Regions from separate parts of the Homo sapiens genome. Here region 2 is linked to region 1. A link is a contact called in ENCODE Hi-C or POLR2A ChIA-PET data. All regions are on one chromosome and are shown on one strand. Each heading gives the region's core, a stretch centred on a gene start or an enhancer-like site at or near the end of the contact. The rest is flanking DNA. Distances are from core to core; before and after follow the strand shown.

Region 1 (2,765 bases), core at 160-2,659:
GGCCAGAGAAGGAGCAAAATAGAAGTCAGAGTTTGCTGCAACCTAATCTCAGGACTGGCCTCCCATCATTTTCGCCATCTCCTACTGGGGTGGGTGGAAGTCAATAGGCCCAGCCCACACTGGAGGGGCGGAGACTGCACAAGGACGTGACTTACCAGCATGGCTGGGAGCCAGTTTAGAGGCTGCCTACCATGCTGGGAGAAAACCAAAAGTTTTATTTAGGATATGATAAGTTTTCGATGCCTCTGAATAATCTATTAAGATTGCAGCATGGGTGAGGGTAGATAGGTTGTTGAATGTTGAATGAATGAATGAATGAAGGAAAGAATGGAGAGATGAGTAGGTGGGCTGATAGATCGATGGATGGATAGTCCACTGCTAAAGGCTGGTTCTGACAAAATCACTCAAAAGATCCCTGCCCTGGGTTCCCCAAGGATACGTTCTTTCCGAAGTAGAGGCGTTCATAGCATTTGCCCTGTGACAGACCCTCCTGCTTCCCTCCCCGATCCCCTTCCTGCATGGATTGAGCTCTTGGGAAGATGAGCTCAGAGGTGGTTTTCTGCCTGGACAAATGGAAACATGGGCTTCCATCCTGCGAAAGAAACATATCAGTGTGCTGGGCTCCACAGAGGGAAGCACTGGCAGCCTTAGAGAGCCGCTGATAGATCCTGGAATTCCACCCGCCAAGTCGTCAACTCCAGGCCAACGAGCTTGAATTATGACAGAGGGATTAGGAGCCGGTGGAAACTTGGAGGTCACCCATGAAGACATCTGAACATTTGTTTTGTAGCTATAGCCTCCTTTTTCAGCTGCGTGGTACACTTAATCCAACATGAAGTATTGCATATTAAATGCTCTCCCTGACTATGGATCTTCTCCTTTTCAAACGATCCTTGGCACCCAGTGGGTACTTTCTCTGATTGCTCTTGGCGTGTGTGATTGTACGTGGCTCAAGCCAAGCCTTTTGCATTTTGCACTTCGTTTTCTCTCAGGAATCTGTGCTGGGATGCTGGCTGGAATGAGAGCTGGGGAGCCTGAAGTATGCCCCGTGCCTGTCAGTTAAACAGTGAGGCAGCCCCTCTGAGACGGGTTCCCGAGTGCTGGAGAGCAGGACCGACAAGATAATTGGTGTGGGAAGGGCAAGACAGACGCTTTTCCAGATTAGTTGGGCTACCGGGGGTGAAGACGCTGAGCTTCAAAAGAAGCCTCCCAAACTTAAGGCTATTAAGTTATTATGGCTGATTACATTCAGAGGGGCCTCGGATGGCAGGCCTCTAATTGGCAGCACTCCTGTGATTCTTATGGGAACCGGGCTGGGATGGGGAAGGCTGAGATCACTGAGAAATGCAGCCCCGCCCGGCAGAGGCCAGATGAACTGGGGACATGAATTATTATTCTGACATCGTGGCAGGCCCATCTGCAATCCCTTACAGTCTTTTGTTCCCAGCGGCCCTCGGCACAGCTGACCCTGGGCTCTTCGCAGGCTGCCCCCATCCACCAGTCGGGGGAGGCCAAGACAAAGGTCAGGGGGCTGCTGAGGACCGGGAGTCTCCATCGGCCTTGCTGGCCACACACCCCCCCGCTTCCCTCCAATTCTTCCTCCATCCAGAAATGTATATTGAAGACTCAGAGGCGGTGAGGAAGCCAGCAGCTGGCGAGATGGAGAAGGGCTCCTCGTCAGAGAAAGCTGTCTGCATACCAGGCTGAGAAAACAGAGACTAGCAATGGAGCCCCGGAACTTCCCAGAGGAAGAGGCTATGGAGCGTTACTTGCATAGCAACCCTACTGTTTTCATTTCGGTTGTATGTTTATGTGGAGTGCCTTGGGGGTGTCTCATTTTATAGGTTTGGCTGCTACAACAGAGAGTCCTAAAAAAATTATGGCTGAAACAGCACAGAAATCCATTTCTCTCTCTCCCATAAAGGTCCAAGTTCACAGTCCAGAGCCGGTGGGGCAGCTCTACCGTCATCAGAGACCCGGGTCCCTTCTACCTCATTTCTCCATTTCTCATGCACACGGCTTCCAATTCAAGATACAAAATGGCTGCTCCAGTTCCGACCATTACATCTGCATTCCAGCAAGTGGGAAAGAATAAAGGGGCAAGGAATGGGCTTGCCTCTTCCCTTTCAACAGCATGATTTGGAAATGGCTCAGACCACTTCCATTCATATCACATTGGCCCAGATCTACATGTGAGCACGTCTAGCTGCAAGGCTGGTTGGGAAGTGTGCTCTTTATTTCTGGTGATCATGTGTCCAGATACATTCTATAAAATTAGAAGAAGGGAAAAAGAGCAGTCGATTCCACAGACAAATTTGATGGAAGCAGGGTGAAAACAACAGCCTCCAGCTTGAGTCTCTCTTGGGTATGTCCTTGGGCTGTAGGGGTGACACCCTTCCTTTCTGTTGGCATTCAAGGTAGTATGCAAAATCCTCCTTGTCCAGGCAGACTTCTGGGATGAATGACTCAGGTCATTGGCCAACTGGTCAACCTCATCTCTCCCTGTAACCACCCCCCCAGACCCCCTCCCTCCACAACCCTCTCTCTACCAGGTGCTTGGCTATTTTGGAGCCCAGGCATTTCTGTCGAGTCCGTACCAGCATCCGCAGCAGACTCTCTGTTTCCTGAGCCAGAGATCCCATTGACTCTTTAGTGTGTACCAAATCCACACTGCCAGCCCCATACCTACATCCCCAAGCGCTAAACACCTGGGACTGAGTGCTCTGATCATCTGTAGGAGAAAGCATACCCTACCATCTCAGTGT
Region 2 (2,765 bases), core at 171-2,670, 38 kb before region 1:
CTCCCTCCCTTCCTTCCTCCCTCCCTCCCTCTCCTCCTCCCTCCCTTCCCCCTCCCTCCCTTTCTCTCTCTCTTTTTCTTCCTTCCTTCCTTCTTCCCTCCCTCTCTCTGTGCTCCCTCTCTCCCTCCCTCCTTCCTTCCTTCATTTCTTTTTCCCTCCCTCCCTCCTTCCTTCCTCCCTCCCCTCCCTCTCTGCTTCCCTTCCTTCCCTCCCTCCTTTCCTTCCTTCCCTTCCTTCCTTCCCCCCTCCCTCCCTCCCTCTCTCTCTCTCTTCCTTCCTTCTTTCCCTTCCTGCCTCCTTTACTTCTTCCTTTTCCTCCTTCTTTCCTTCCTTTTCTCCCTCTCTTCTTCCCCTCCCTCCATCCTTTCTTTCTTCCCCTTTGATCTTTTTTGTCTCTCAGCAACAATGGACCTCCAGTCGGCCCTGCTTTTTTCCCAGGAATGTTTATGGCACTCTTTCCCACTTGTTTTTATTTCCAAACGTGTAACAGGCCACCCATCAAAGGATGGAATAGGGAAGAAAGTGAGAAGAGAGAGGTCGAGGGAGCAGTCATCGGGTAGCTGCTCCTGGCCTTTGAGTAAGCCGTTTGCCCACTCGATTTGTCAGTTTGTTTGGCCCTCGATGGGGAGGCATCCATCCTTGACCCTCGGAGAGTCCTGAGAGACAGGAGGAGAGGGGTTCTCCATGGCAGTGAGGGGTTCCCTAGCAGGGACCCTAGAGAGAAACGGCTCCAGACCAGGCTTTCCCGGCTCGGTGCTGCTGACAGTCGGGCTGGTCTGCTGTGGGGCCGTCCTGTGCACTGTAGGATGTCTAGTGACACCCCAACCTTAAACTGTGACAAACAAAATTGAACCCAGACTTGGCCAGGTGTTCCCTGGACACAAAATCACCACTGGCTGAGAACCACAGGTCTCCGTGTCCAGAGGCCCTGCAGGGTGCCCCATGGCCAGTGGCTGTGTGGACTTGGTGGCCCATAAGAGGCTCTCGGTGACGCGGGGCTGCAGCACATCACACGACATGGAGCAGATCCGCCAGCGAGGCCCCGACCCAGGAGAGACTCTGCCCCACAGCAGCAGGTGTGAGGCAGCCCCCCACTCCTGGGCCAGGAGCGTCATCGCCCAGAAGGCCCGTGTGGGTGTCCTGGAGTGGGTGTGGCCTCCTCTGATTACTCAGAAAGGCAGCAGAGGTGCAGAGAAGCCTCTGGGGCCTGCTGCTCTGTGTCCTGTGGCAGCATCAGCCCCTGCGGCGGAGGGAGAGATGCCGGGACAGGCAGTAGTGTGAGTGTTTCCAGCCATCAGGTTCTGTAGGGGAGCACGCAGTCCCAGGGGAGGCCCACTTGGGTCCCAGCGGACCGTTAAGAAAGCTCTCCTCTATGGCTGCCCGAACTGTGGTGGGTATGGCCTGACCTTGACTTCCTGTACACTTTCATTTTTCATTTTTTTTTCCTGGTTCTTGGCTCTGGAAAAAGTGGGAAAACATATACAGTGACCATACTGTTGACGTCTCAGTCAGAGAAGAGGAACGATTTCACAGTAGCTGGGGGAAAGCGCTGGATACCACGTGCACTCATAAATCACGCCCACGTTTATGCATCTGCGGATGTGGGGCCGCAGATATTTTTCCTTTCTGAAGAAGAGAATTTAAGCTCTAGAAACTCTGACAAGGCCCCAGTAAATGGGGGCTTTTCTCCTGCCTGCTAAGGGCAGCTTTCAGAAGAGACGTTTGTCAAATGGAACCCGAGTCACCTTTTCCTGCTCTGCTGGATGGGCAGGAGCCGGGCACACCAGGGCAGGAGTCTCCCCTCTGAAGACCTGACCCCTGGGGAAGGCAAGCAAGATTTTCTTGCAAAAAGTTCATGGAATTAGAGACAAGCAAGGTGTCTTCCTGGGGACGCTCGTGGTACCGTAGCAGCAAGGGCCGTGGCAGGCACAGCATAGGGACTTGACAGGCATCGAACGAGTGACTTCGTGTTCCCAAATTGGCAGGATGGTTGACTTCTGTGTGCGGAACATTTCCCATCGCCCATCTGGCAGCCACGTGCTTCTGCCCCGTCACTGTCACTCCCTCTCTGAGTCGAGCTCGCAGTCACTAGGCTGCGAAATGACTGCTGAATACACTATCGATCAAACAGCACATGTTTTGAACATCTATCATGTATATGCCACTGGGTTAAGACCTAGAAAGTATATGGGGCTTTGGGGAGGGGAAGGAGGTTCTTTTAGGAAGGAGGGCAAATGCATGGCACACCTAACCCCACCCTCCCCTCCCATGCTCCTAGCAGACACTGCTAAACCATCACCACATGTGGCGCTTCAGAATGCTGGTTGACAGAGAGCTCTGGGCTGCTCCTCCTTGGGAAGGGCTTTCTGTGATATGGCTCTGGGAGGTAAGGGGCCACCCACTTGACTAGCCAGATGTGCCACAGGGATCCTGGTGATCAATGGTGTAAAAGACATCACAGAGCAATCACCCACATGTCACCCTATTCTGCTATTCTGAGTATTAGAGACCTTTAGGAGGTCATTACAGCAGTGGCGGTGAGAGAATTAGAGGCCTTTGGGAAGACACCCACCCCTCATAATACAAAGAATCTTAAGAGGCAAAGTCACAGATGATGACGGCCAGTTGAGACCATGACAGTAGGCCCAGGCTTTCTGTGGTATGGCGGCTCACCTCCACAAAGGCAACCCTGAAAGACTTCCTGGAGGTGGTGATGTGCCATTGCGTTAGCAGTTTCCCCTCTCCTAGGTGAGACAGTGCCAAAT

Evidence for each region. A loop is a pair of places that touch in the nucleus more often than their neighbours do. ChIA-PET counts read pairs that join two places held with the same protein, here RNA polymerase II (POLR2A). Pooled maps may share reads with other maps.
Region 2: a map of breast epithelium shows a loop between it and region 1 (32-fold over the local background). The contact joins the promoter of LINC01711 here to the enhancer-like site in region 1. A Hi-C loop is called at or near these places in 3 of 168 maps with a recorded cell type or tissue (GM12878, breast epithelium and sigmoid colon) and 2 of 50 pooled maps. POLR2A ChIA-PET finds 5 or more read pairs at or near these places in 5 of 52 experiments (AG04449, HEK293, PC-9 and 2 more).

What each region holds. Positions count from the first base shown.
Region 1 is chr20:58,595,722-58,598,486 of GRCh38, reverse strand. The region is part of intron 6 of APCDD1L-DT (APCDD1L divergent transcript); the gene reads right to left. Among named protein-coding and RNA genes, the nearest start is that of LINC01711, 38 kb to the left of the region's middle. Within about 2 kb of position 1,409, at least 9 of the 41 ENCODE cell types and tissues checked have a DNase peak (open chromatin) inside an H3K27ac peak, as active enhancers do; they include sigmoid colon, where a contact is called at or near this core.
Region 2 is chr20:58,633,427-58,636,191 of GRCh38, reverse strand. LINC01711 (long intergenic non-protein coding RNA 1711) reads right to left here and starts at 1,420. Exons shown (of 1, transcript NR_125359.1): 1 at 454-1,420. RefSeq lists enhancers at 1,197-1,266, 1,287-1,416.